2 separate regions of the Homo sapiens genome follow, and region 2 is linked to region 1. Evidence: chromatin contacts called from ENCODE Hi-C or POLR2A ChIA-PET data. All regions are on one chromosome and are shown on one strand. The core of a region is the stretch at or near the end of the contact, and the rest is flanking DNA. Distances in the headings are between cores, read along the strand shown. Region 1 overlaps PALM2AKAP2 (PALM2 and AKAP2 fusion). Region 2 overlaps PALM2AKAP2 (PALM2 and AKAP2 fusion).

What was found. Hi-C counts contacts between places; a loop is a spot of excess contacts on that map. ChIA-PET counts read pairs that join two places held with the same protein, here RNA polymerase II (POLR2A). Pooled maps may share reads with other maps.
Region 2: a loop to region 1 is called in a map of kidney, with 4 times the contacts of the local background. The contact joins two enhancer-like sites. A Hi-C loop is called at or near these places in 6 of 168 maps with a recorded cell type or tissue (GM12878, IMR-90, endothelial cell of hepatic sinusoid and 3 more), 13 of 37 single-sample maps with no recorded cell type and 9 of 50 pooled maps. POLR2A ChIA-PET finds 5 or more read pairs at or near these places in 6 of 52 experiments (Caco-2, GM12878, H1 and 3 more).

What each region holds. Positions count from the first base shown.
Region 1 is chr9:110,099,778-110,106,032 of GRCh38, forward strand. The region is part of intron 7 of PALM2AKAP2 (PALM2 and AKAP2 fusion); the gene reads left to right. Among named protein-coding and RNA genes, the nearest start is that of C9orf152, 110 kb to the right of the region's middle. RefSeq lists an enhancer at 6,239-6,255. Within about 2 kb of position 1,864, at least 4 of the 41 ENCODE cell types and tissues checked have a DNase peak (open chromatin) inside an H3K27ac peak, as active enhancers do.
Region 2 is chr9:110,061,457-110,068,526 of GRCh38, forward strand. The region is part of intron 7 of PALM2AKAP2 (PALM2 and AKAP2 fusion); the gene reads left to right. Among named protein-coding and RNA genes, the nearest start is that of C9orf152, 140 kb to the right of the region's middle. Within about 2 kb of position 4,200, at least 5 of the 41 ENCODE cell types and tissues checked have a DNase peak (open chromatin) inside an H3K27ac peak, as active enhancers do.

The sequences.
Region 1 (6,255 bases), core at 614-3,113:
CATAGTCAGTTTGCGCTTTTATGATGGAGAGGGCTTTCAATTGATTTGTATTTCTTGTGAGTAGGAACAAAGCCAGTTGTAAGTACCTTTTAGCTTTGTTCCCTCCTTTCTCATTTTCTAGGACTGTAGCATCTGGGGCATATAATTGAGCTCTGAGAGCCGAGAGCTGGAGGGGGAGGGGGTGGTCAGAGGAAAATTATTCAATTCACACATATAACATGCATATATATATGTGTGTGTGTGTCTTAAACATATATGCATATGTATGTGTGTCTATATATATATATATATATATATATATATAGAAACATAAATATTTTATCAAGTTGAGAATGGGAGAATAGATTTCTTTCAGCAAACAACCTCAAGCCTATTATACATCTGATTTATGAAGGGTAAGAAATTCAACCTTAACCCAAGCAAAGGTTTAAAAAGGCAGCATGGGTATTATTGGGCTTAGGAAAAGGTGAAGGCTGCCTTGCTGCCGTCCTGGAAGATTGAGACAGTGGTAACAACACGTGCAGCAACCCCCTGCACTTCTAGAAGGAAGCTGATATCTGTCTACATGTTTCAGCGTTTGTCTCTGAACCTAGTCTTTTCTTGGTCACATAGGGGAAGCAACAGAGGTGGCTTATCATAGCAATGCAAAAGCCTTTAATGAAAAATGGGCTCAGGTTTTGGTTCCTATAAGATGGTGATTCCCTTCCCCCACAAAGGCCTTTGTGTACATGGGGTGAGGTAGGGGTCTGAGAAAGGCCACTGGAAATGGAAGGCTTAACGGCCAGTCCTCTGCTATGTCCCAGATGGAAAGCTCCTTGTATCTAAGAAAGGCAGGAAACCATGTCACCTGGCTTCTGATATGTAACAACCCCAAATTATTCTCCGACCCCTTGAAGGCCAGCTGGGCTCTTTTGCATCAGGGGGATTGTGTTTAGAATTTGTGTCAACTGTCTTTGTAGAGATCCTTCTGGATAACTACTACAATTCCTGGGATATTCTTACAGTGGGCACATGACAAAGACATGTGACATTGGCCCAAACCCCCCTCAACTTGGAAAAGGGGTGGATTCCCCCAGCTGACTTGAAGATTCTGGTCTGTGGATTCAGCAAGAGTCTGAGGCCTCTGCTGAGTGAGCCAAGGGTGGCTTCCGGGGAGGTGAGTGCCTGGAGGAGAATGTTCCCAGAGCCAAGATGGGATGCCTCCTGGTATCAAAGTGATGTTCAGATTTTTTCTGGAAATCTAGAATAGGATAAATGTGAATAGAGATTAGAGTGAACATCTTCTAGGATTTGAAGCCCTTGAGAGCTTCTAGGATTTGAAGCTCTTGGTCTTGAGACCAAGCCTCTGCAATGCATCTGGGGTCCGTTGCACAAGTGTGTGTCTTTTTACCAGGTCTTATCCCCGCTTCAGCCTTTTCTCTCCTGTTAGGGATCAAAACTTGCCAAAACAGAAATTTTAAAAAGACACGCAGGATGTGGGGCTGCTCCTGGGAGGTTTGCTGTGTGTGTTTGGGGTCCTGCACCCTCCACTCCACTCCTGAGTGTCCAAGGGTGGATGTCCAGAAATTTAGCCACCTACTCCCATCAGTGTAGCCAGAACCTTTGCTGGGAGTTAATCTCTCTCCCTCATTACTTTCTGATCTGCTTGAAAGACAAATAGAGGTTAGGGAAATATATTAATATCAGTAAGTCTCCATGGATGGCCCAGGTCAAGGCAGACAAAGGTAGTCACACGCTTTCAGGGGCTGAAAGACAAGTAGAGGTTAGGGAAATGTATCAGCGCATCTCCATGGATAACCCAGGCCAAGGCAGACAAAGAAAGCCACGTGCTTTCAGGTGCAAACAGCGGCCGCCTTTTTTCACTGGACATCATTGGGCAGCTGTTGCTGTCATTTCCCACGGCCTCTCTGGAGGGGAAACACAGCTGGCTTCTGTGGGCCAGCCTGAAACCATCTGCAGCTGCTTGCATGCTTTCAAATGTAAGTAAGGGAATTTCAGCTGAGGTTAATCTGGGAAATCCTCTGTATGAAACATTTTCCTTTTCACTGTTCCCTTTCCTTTTGGATATAACATATGACCCACTTACGAGGCAGCCTGTTGGATCACTGGTCCCCAAGGAGCTGTGGATGTCTTCCCAGATTACTCCTGCCACCACCAATGCGTCTACCACCATGAGAGCTGCTGCTGATGGGCACTGCACTGTGCATGTTGCATATGTGATCTCATTTAGCACTGTGACACTCCAAGGACCACACTCTTGTCTCATTTTCGGATAAGGAAGCTGAGGCTCCAAGAGGTCCAGCAGCTTGTCTTAACAGTGAACAGGTGCAAAACCAAGATTTGAAACCAGTTTTTGATCTTGGTTTGATCTTGATGCCACATCCCAGCCTCTTTCTACCTCTGTAGGACGGCTTTGTGTCTCCTCTGCATTTTCAGCCTCCATTGCTAATCTGACACCATCTAAAGCAGGAATATCCTTATTAATGGAATAGTGCTTAATGGGATTAGGCTTACTTCTGTATTCTAGACAATATTTACTGAGCTGTTAGATGTAATGTGTTCAGAAATAATACAGGGATTTATGAATATGTATTAAATATTAGAGTATAAACTTTATCAAGCAGAGAATATATTTGTCCTCCAGTGTTGTTGACCTTGTATGTTTTTTGTTTGTGTTACCTCCAGAGCTGGATTTTGAAAGATTAAGCCAAGAAAAAAAGATGAGACATTCAAAAGTAAATAAATTAGTTTAGGCCTGGCTTTTCTGGGGCCATGGAGTTGTTATCCCAAAGTCCTTGCTTGGACCTCTCCTCCTCTCCACTCCTCCCCTCCCCTCCCCTCCCCATTGGGCACTGCCAGGGCCCAGTACAAGTGAAACAGATGCTCAACTCCTAGACTTGTGGAGGCTTAGGTAGACCAGCAAGTCACTATTAGGACAGAAAAACAAGACCACGTCATTCCCCAGCCCAATCCCTTATGCTTTCTTTCAATGACACTTAAAATTTAAGACCCAAACCTACATGATCTGGCCCCATCTGCCTTTTCAGACTCTTCTTCCTCCTCGAGCCCCTTACCCCATCCTAGCCACCGAAGCCAGTGATGCCACATCCCAGCCTCTTTCTGCCTCTGCAGGACAGTTTTGTGTGTGCTCTGCATTTTCAGCTTCAATTGCTAATTGTCCTCTCTTGTCCTCACTTCTTTCACTCCCATCTCAGGGTTTCTGCATGCTGGTTCTCCTGCCTGGAACAGCCTTCTACCCACCCTTTGTGACTTAGTTCACTTCCCAGATTTCAGAGGGCAGCTCAGCTTTCCCTTCCTCATGGAAACCTCCCCTGACCTCCCTGAGTAGCCCAAACTCTCCTATTGTAGGCACTCTCAGAGCGCTTCTCATAGATGCAATTTTACGTTTGTTCGTAATTCTGTTTTGTTTTTTCACAACAATAAATTTTGAGAGGGCAGCTCTATGCCTAGTCTCCACCCTGTGTCCCCGATGCCCAGCACAGTGCCTGAAGCACAGTAGGTATTCAGTTGCCTTGGTGAATGAATGAATAAAGCCAAGCCAAGCACAGTACTCAGATCTCAAGCTCATAGTCACTGCATAGCTTGTGCTAACCTTGCAGCAAGTGAGACACTAAGCAAGTGAACAGCTTACATTTCTTAGTGGTGGTGTTAAATTTACAAGGAGAGCATGTCACCTCTCACTTCAAGTTTCCACACTTTTAGGCCATTCTTAGTGTTAATAGCCTGTGGAGGACTCTTTGAGGAGAGAAGAGGGGAATTCCAAAGATTCAGCTTGATAAATCCTTCATCTTTGACCTCATGTGTATTCTACTTAGGAATTAAAACGTAGAGTATGGCTGCTGCTACAAATCTTCTTTGCAGTTTTTCCTCTGGCTGATTTTTCTACTTTACCTGGAATTTTTATCCTGAATTTTTGTCCTTTTTTGAATCCATGTGGCACACATACATTGCCCTACCAGGTTTATTTGTGTTTGAGATTTGAGATGCTATCTGAGGCCAAGACCTCCAGAATTAGATGGGCCTTTGTTCCCAGAGCCTCTTTGAACAGAGAGAAATTCTTTGCTATGTTGGCAAAAGATCCTTCATATCTATCTGTCTTTCTTTCTTGTTCAGACTTCTCTTTTGGCCACGTGAACGTGGATCCACCTGCCCCGTCTTCTGGCCTATGCTGTGATCCCTGGAACATTTCAGGTTTGAGTGTCAGCCACATCTTCTTTAGGACCAGTCAAGGGTTTGCCTCCAGGAACAGTGGAATCTATTGAGTGCCCCCCAGGGAGTTCCCCATATGCTGGTTTGTTTGTCACTTGGCCACACAGTTCTACTTTTTCCTCTTTGTCTGCAACTGAACAGCCTAGGAAACTTACAAGATTTCTGCTTTTTTTTGGGGGGGCGGGGGGGTAAGGTATCGTATTTTGAGTTCAATCTGGTCGCAAACTGGATTCTGTCCAGATTTTTGTTGGGATTTCAGATGTTTAGCCCCAAACAAATTGAAAGTTAAATTGAAACTGGTCCAGATGAGGTCATGCTTAAGATTTCTCCCACAGCACAAATCGTACCTTACTGGAAGCTACTGTAAGGGCAGTTCTTGAATCTCTGCATTCCCAATACATACTCATGGTAAAAACAGTTAACAGTTAATTCGCTTGTGTTCCAGTGACTTGAAAAATAAGCATTAGCACCCTGGAGACCTCGTCTTATCAAGTTCTGAAGGATGGTTTTTATAGCTAGTATAAACCCTTAGTTTATCAGCTTCACTGGCCTAGAAACCCCTCAGACCTGAATATTTGGGATCAGCAGAATGGGCCAAGCTTAGGAATTCCAAGAAGGCAGACTCAAGATAGAGGGCTGCCAAAGCTCACAGATGTGGAATGAAACCAGTTTCAAAACCTGATTCTTCGCTCAGTTGGAATGTGTTTTAAAACCTGGACTCACTTGAGATGTTTGCACCTGGTAAGAATGTTTCAAACCTTGAATTCTACTTTGTGTAATTATCTGTGAAACGTAATGATGATAGCTCCAAGCTATCTCATAAAGCTGCTGAAGTCTTCAAAGCATTCATTCTATCTTCCTGGAGTTACAGAAACACAAAATGGTAACAGGTGTGTCATATGCATCCAGAGACTACCTCGAACTTTTCTCTCTAGAACTCAAGCTCCAGACTTGAGATATTAGTTAATAGATTGATAAATTGACTCAGGTTAAGTGGTATTATTTCTTAGATTATATAGTGTCATCCTACAGAGTAACCCCATTTTACAGGAGAAACAAAGTTGGCCAGAGGACGAGGCTAGAACCCCTTTCTAGACTGTTAATTCAGGCAGAGCTCTGTATATGTTTTAATGGTTAGTTTTCTAAAGAGTTTTACCTAGAGGCCAAATAAATCAGAAGCTCAAACGCATATGTTCTCTGTCTTCTTTTTAGACTGGCTTGCAAGAAAGCCCTTGGGTTACTTTTTGCCAGAAAAGAGCATGCAGAGTGAACTTGTGACATAATACATTCCTTGAAGCTCCCACGTTATAGTTTCCTGGTAACATAGAGTTGTTTATATTATTGCTACTTAAAACTTGGTTGCTTTGTAGATCCTACTTGGGAATTGAATTAACTTCAGTGAACTTGATAGAAGCTGCATCTTTCTGTAAAGTTTTGGGCAGGTTTTGTCACTGACATTAGGTGGTGATGATTTTAAAGGACTCCCATTACTTATCCAACATGTGCACGCATACTGTATATATGTCATTAGAAATAATTAGGAGTTAATTTTCAATAAGGTCCATTTGGTGGCTACAAATTAATCCATTTAAAACCCCTGATATTTGACCCTATTAATTATATCCTGCTGTTCATTGGTGCTTAACCCACAGAGCTAATGAGATGCCTAAGTACCACTATTTTTCATTGCTCTTTACTGTAGGGAAGTAGGTCTCTCTTTTTCTTTTTAATGTGAGTGGACATAAAATTTATCAGCAGGCATATCCACAGAAAACTGACTTTATTACAAGTATCCTTTTAGACTTGCAAGCTCCCTCAGCTAGTTAATTTTGCGTTTAAGTCTATGTGATTTTCATTCTAATGTCTTTTGGAATTAAATGTAATGTTGTAAGAAAAGAAGCGTCTGACCAATAAAGCAAGGCAGTCTAGGCTGTTTTATATATATATACGCACTTTATCCTGTCTAATGTAGTGCTCCTATTTTCTTTTTCATATTCTTTCTGTTAGAGCCAAATTCACTACTCT
Region 2 (7,070 bases), core at 2,950-5,449, 36 kb before region 1:
TCCATAAGCACAGATACTCTGTTATAAAAGTGAGTTTAAGCTGCTTCTTGATAATGAATGTTGACTGAAAGTCAGGCCCTATTTCCAGTGTCATATGTGGATTGTCATATTTAACCCCCGTAACAACCTTTGATAGAGATACCATTATTTTATATATATATATAAAATATATATATTTATTTATATATATATGTGTGTGTGTACATATATATATGTGTACAACAGGTACACACCACCACGCCTGGCTAATTTTTGTATTTTTAGTATAGATGGGGTTTCACCATGTTGGCCAGGCTGGTCTCGAACTCTTGAGCTCCAGTAATCTGCCTGCCTCGGCCTCCCAAAGTGCTGGGATTATAGGCATAAGCCAACATGCCAGACAAATATTATTATAATTTTTTGTTACAGATGAAGAAACAGACACAAGGGTTTAGGGCAAGGGTACACAGCTAGTGGCAAAGCCAAGCTTGGAATCCCTATAGGCTAGTGGTTAGAGACAGTCTCTTAATCATTCCTGTTTTTACTATGCTGCCTTCTTAGTGCTTAATACAAACTAAGCTTGTTGTCTCCTTTTACTATGGTTGGGGGTATAAATCTCAGTCCATAAACAAAGGCTTACAAAAAAATAGCATTAAAAAAATTTTATTTTAAGTTCCAGGATACATGTGCAGGACCTACAGGTTTGTTACATAGGTAAACGTGTGCCATGGTGCTTTGCTGCACCTATCAACCCATCACCTACATATTAAGCCCTACATGCATTAGCTAGTTATCCTGATGCTCTCCCTCCCCACCCCCTCCAAGAGGCCCCAGTGTGTGTTGTTCCCTTCCCTGTGTCCATGTATACTCATTGTTCAGCTCTCACTTGTAAGTGAGAACATGTGGTGTTTGGTTTTCTGTTGCTGCATTAGTTTGCTGAGGATAATGGCTTTGAGCTCCATTCATGTCTCTGCAAAGTACATGATCTCATTCCTTTTTATGGCTGCATAGTATTCCATGGTGTATATGTACCACATAAAAAATAGCATTTTAAAACTTATGTAAATTAATTTTATCTCCAAGCCTTCAATCTGTCCAACTATAAGAAAATGTACCCCATTATTTTTAGACACACCCACCCTAGGATTACCTGCAGGACCTAAGGTTTTAGAATGTGCTAGGTTGTGGGAAGTGGTCCATCCAACACCTATCTACAATGGTTTCAACAGTGATTTCTAGCACATGTGTTATATTAGTTTGCTAAGGCTGCCATAGCAAAGTACCACAGCCTGGGTAGTTTAAACAACAGAAATCTATTTTCTCATATAGTTGTAAAAGGAAGTTAAATTTTGGGACCCCAAACTCATTTAGCCAAAGGGAAAAGTCAAGCTGAGAACTGGGTCACGCAAACCTGCCTCCCCTCTTTGGTTCCTAAATAAGATGGCTACAAGATGAAAAAATACCTGCCTTCCCTATATTTTGCCCACAGGGAAATTCCTGGTGAGCTGTTAAAACTTCACCATGGCAATGCAAATTGATAGTTTATCTTATACAGGCGCAGTCACCCAGGCCCTGCCAGACTCAAAAGCATATCTGATTGTTCCCCTACCCCATTTTGTCTGTGCTATCTTATGTAAAATGCAGATTCTCCACATTTTTTCCTCTGCCCCTTTTGTTTATGTGAAAACTGTGTGCTTCTCAATATCCCACCTTTTCTCCTTTAAATTTGGAATCCTCAAAATCATCTCTGGAGAAAGGCATACATCTGTCTCCCAGGCATGTTCTTAACTTTGGCAAATAAATCTAAAATGATTGAGATTTGTCTTGTCATTTTCTTCCATTGACAGAGGCTAGAAGACCAAGATCCAGGTGTTTGCAGGGTTGGTTGCTTCTGAGGGCTGTGAGGAGAGGTTCTGTTCTAGGTCTTGGCTTGTAGATGGGTGTCTTCTCCCAGTGTCTTCACATGGTCTCTCCTCTGTGTATGTATCTGTGTCCAAATTTCTATTTTTTTTTTTTTTTTTGAGACAGAGTTTCACTCTTGTCACCCAGGCTGGAGTGCAATGGCACGATCTCAGCTCACTGCAAACTCTGCCTCCCAGGTTCAAGTGATTCTCCTGCCTCAGCCTCCCAAGTAGCTGGGATTACAGGTGCCCACCACCACGCCCAGCTAATTTTTTTTTGTATTTTTAGTAGAGACAAAATTTCACCACGTTGGCCAGGCTGGTCTTAAACTCCTGACCTCAAGTGATCCACCCACGTTAGCCTCCCAAACTGCTGGGATTACAGGCGTGAGCCACCACGCTTGGCTCAAATTTCCTCTTCTGTAAGAACACCAGTCATATTAGACTCATCCACTCTAAAGACTTCATTTTAATTTAATTACCTCTTTAAAGACCCTGTATCCAAATACCATCACACTCAGAAGTATTGGGGGTTAGGGCTTCAACATAGGAAGTGGAGCAAGGGTTGGGGTAGGGGTGCACACAGTTCATCCCATTTGAGGCTCTTTACCAGTTCATGCAGGCATGGGACAGGTCAGGGAAATCCTTGGTAAGTCTGGGAACCTGGAGCCCCTCTTCTCTGAAGCCTTGCCAGTTCCCTTAGGAGCTTCCACGGACCAAAGTGAAACACCCAGGGGTGGAGGGGGTAAGGAGCTTTTCTAGAACACCTTGCAAATCTTGTTGATGGCTTAGATGTTTACAAAACTCTAGAAAAATCTTATCTCCTTGATATGAGATCCTGGAAGCAAGGAGTTAAAAGCCTGGCTGCCTACCTAAGGAGGAGGAGGAAGGAGTGGAAGTAAACGAAGACATTGATTATGATAGAAAAAATGTTAATAGAAGGCGATTTTTGGAAGCCAAAGAGAAAATTCAGCTTGAATCCCCTAGTAGTGTGTATGCTCATCTTCCCAAGACGGAAGTGCCTCTCCTGTCCGACCTCCTAGCCCAGCCTCGGTCTGGAACACATTGGGTCCTAGGCACCCAGCAGTGAATTGGCTCAGAAAGTGTTTGAGGGCTCAAGTGAGTCCAGGAACGATGGCTCACGCCTGTAATCCCAGAACATTGGAAGGCTGAGATGCGAAGATTGCTTGAAGCCAGGAGTTCAAGCCTGTGTAGTTAGTGGTATGTCCTCAGCAGAAGCCACAGGACTGTGATTTGAAGAGAAGGATATGGGGTTGAACTGCTTCTTACTGCCACGGCAGCTCTCTGGCCCCGGAACTGGGGCAGTTCCTTCATTGTCCCACCTCTGTCATCGCAGGAATCCCAAGCTGTCACACTTCTCAGTATTGTTTCCTTTGCAATTTGATGTGGACTTGGCACATTTCCAAGGTGGAAACGACCCCTCATTCATTATTTTTGGGACCTCGGTGGCCCCGTGATAAGGGAAATGATGGATGCCTGGACTTGTCTTCTGGCATTGCGCACCAGATATCAGGGCCCTCCACAGGACCAGCCTATGAGACAGGAAGAGGCTGAGGTCTTAAAGACATACTTTCTTGGGAGTTTGATGTTTCCTCTTGCTTCCACAGCTGTCAGAAAGGGCTTGTTCTGAGGGTGACCTGCAGGTTGCAAGGCTGTGGAAACATAGCAGTGACAGCGTTGAATGGCTTGTCCCCATCAGTAAGCTTTGGTGTCACACCAGCCGGATGACTTTCTGGTGGAGGGCCAGCTTCCTGCACTTCCGTGACAGCAGCCTGACAGCCCCATGGAGGCATGGCTGTAGACATTAAGACATTTCTGTAGACATTTGTTCTAGTTGTTGTCCTTTTTTGTCTGTTATTTATTATTTATTTATTTATCATTATTTATTTAGAGACAAGGTCTCACTCTGTCACCAGGCTAGAGTGCAGTGGTGCAATCATGGCTTATTACAACCTTGATCTCCTGGGCCCAAGCGATACTCCCACCTCAGCCTCCTGAGAGGCTGGGACCACAGGTGTGCACCACAATGCCTGGCTAATTTTTAAATTTTCTGTAGACAGGGTCACACCATGTTGTCCAGGCTGGTCTCAAACTCCTGAGCTCCAGCGATCCTCCCACCTTGGTGTCCCAGAGTGTGGGGTCTTAGGTGTGAGCCATCGTGCCTGCCCTGTTTTTCATTTTAATTGTGTGACATAAAATGTAAAATGTACCCTCTAAACCATTTTTTAGTGTCCAGTTTTGTGGTATTAAGTACATTCACATTATTGTGCAACCGTCCCCACCATCCATTCACAGAACTCTTTCAACTTGCAAAACTGAAACTGTATGCATTAAGCAATAACTATCCCTTCCTTCTTTCCTCTTCCCCAGCTCTTGGCAACCACCATTCTACTTTCTGTCTCTATGAAGTTGTCTACTCTAGTAACCTCATATAAGTGAAATCACGTATTTGTCTTTCTGTGACTGGCTTATTTCACTTAGCATAATGTCCTCAATGTTTATCCATGTTATAGCATGTGTCACAATTTCCTTCCTTTAAAAAAATTGAATAATGTCCCATTGTGTTTATATGCCACATTTTGTATATCCATTCATTCATTCGATACTTGGGTTGCTTCCACCTTTTGTCTTGCCCTTGTTTTTGAGAGGTTAATCCATCTATGAGGTCCTCCAGGCATCAAAAGAGTTCCCCAGTTCCCTACTTTGGAGAAGTTCACTATCCCTAGCAAAGATGCAAAGAACAGATACATGAAAAAGTAAATCATGGTGCAAAAGTTGTATGAGACAACACTTTAAGATGTATCCTATGAGCGTAGGTGTAGATTTGCAAAATGGCTGGTGTGGAGTTTCTGGAAGAGGATGGCTTAGAGAGAGTATGGACTTAAAGCAGAGTTAAGGAGCCCAAGCTGAAATCCTGGCTTTGTGACTTCCTGTCCTTGTCACTTTGGGTGAATTATTGAACCTTTGTAAGCTTTAGTTTCCTCATCTGTAAAACGCAGATAATAGTACTTACCTCATAGAGTTGTTGAGAGGATTAAGTGAGTAAATGTAAGTAAAAGATGGGCGTGGTGATTCATGCCTGTAATCCCAGCACTTTGGGAGGCTAAGGCAGGAGGATTACTTGAACCCAGAAGTTCTAGACCAGCCTGGGCAGCATAGTGAGACCTTGTCTCTAAAAACAATTTAAAAACTTAGCTGGTCATGGTGGTGCACACCTGTAGTCCTGGCTGCTTGGGAGGCTGAAGTGGGAAGATCCCTTGAGCCCAGGAGTTCTAAGGTGGCAGTGAGCTATGATCACAACACTGCACTCTAGCCTGGGGAACAGACCAAGACATTGTCTCTTAAAAAAAAAAAAAAGTAGGTAAAGATTGAAACAGGCTGGCACACGGTTAGAACTCAGTACTAAAATATAAAGGAGATAACATATTGCCCACTAACATTTTGGCTATTTTTAATATATTGTTCTTGTCTTTTTAATGACCACAGATACTCTTTAGTATCTGTTTGCTGCAGTTTTTGCAGGTATTCATGATGCCTGTTATGCCTTTCCTATTTTACCTCCTTTTCAGATTATGATAGTTTTAGCAAAGAAGTATTCAGTTCTAGAGACTCATTATCAAGGAAAGAGAGAGCTCTTCATTTGGTTTTATCAGATAATAGATAATAATAAATATGGCCTGGCTTTCTTTGCACTGGGAAGATAGAGAATGAGGAAGGAGAATGACTATTAGTCATTCTAACGTTAGTCTGTTTTATCGAACTGAGGAGGGAGTTAGCTTTCTCCAACTCTGGGCAGATTACCGAGAGTAGGATGCCAGGTTACATTCTCTTGGGAGAACAGTGCTATCATGGCTGATCTCTCAATTAAGGACTTCATATTTAGATTATTTAAATCTCAAATATTGAAATACTCTCATTTTTCTAACAATGATAATTAAGAAAACTTTGTAAAGTTACAAATAAAGTGAAATTGAAAAGGTTTGCTGAATGAAGTATTTTACTATTGAAAGGTCTTCTAGAATGTAAGTTTCAAACACATCGTCTGGTTGGTGCATTACTTAATCTATTCCTGTTTGGCTGCTGCTTGGTATTTCCCACGCAGGAGTTCATTGACTTCAAGGCAATTGAATGCATTATTAGCCAGAAGAAGAAAACATGTGAGTCTCCTTCACCCAACAATAGATTTTTTAAAATACATTGTGCACAGTCCTCTTAAAAAAGGCATCAATGGCAGGTGGGTGTGAACAGAGGAATTTCCTCCTCCACCCTGGCTGTTGCTGAGCTGTAAGCTGTAAACATTGTGAGAGACAAAAAGTATCAAGGTCTCAACTTTCTTTCGGATATTGCTTTGTATTTCTGTTTACTAGTATGAATGAAAATTTTCCTGAAAATGCTGGCTAAAACTGAATTTTGGTGTTGTCTTTCTAATGGAATTTCTGATCAACAATTTCCTTTATGTTGGCAATTGCTTAATCTGCTGAAGTAGGTAAGGTAGTTGTGCTGCCTTAAAATTTATTTTTATATTTGTCATTAAAAACAAACATGAAACTTGGAGGTTAATTTTGTCTGTTTAAATTTTGATGCTTTCATTTTGACAAAATCTTTTAAGAATAATGACGAGGCTGCAGTGATTGAAATACAATTTGTGTGGCTTTTAGGCAAGTGAGCATTTAGCAAGTAAGAATTTCCCAGATTGGGTTTAGAGTTGTATTTGCTTATGTTCCAAACTCTTTTTTTTTTTTTTTTTGGTAAGATAATTTTGAATATCAGTAGAACTTGGGGCAGATAGAATGACAGAACATGGAATGTGTAATCCTTTTGGGATTTGTATCTTAGTTAAGTAAACTTTCATGATGGATTAAGGAGGACAAAGTCTCCAGCAGATTTCACTTGGCTGATTTTGTTTTTCTGTTCTTTTTCTGTTTTCCTGATGAGGCTTCTGTACTTCTCCCTTTAAGGAGGCAACTGAATAGCATGAAAATAAGGGGTATGGGTGGTGGTAGTTGCTGAGGGGAATGACAATGGATTTGGTAACACAGCATGCTAATATCATGCAAATAATGAGATGATATAGGAATCTCTGCTCTAGTGGTGGGTCTGAGGTTTGCTCTAGTGGTGGGTCTGAGGTTTTCTCTACTGAGGGCAAAATTGGAGCTTTTTTAAAAAAAA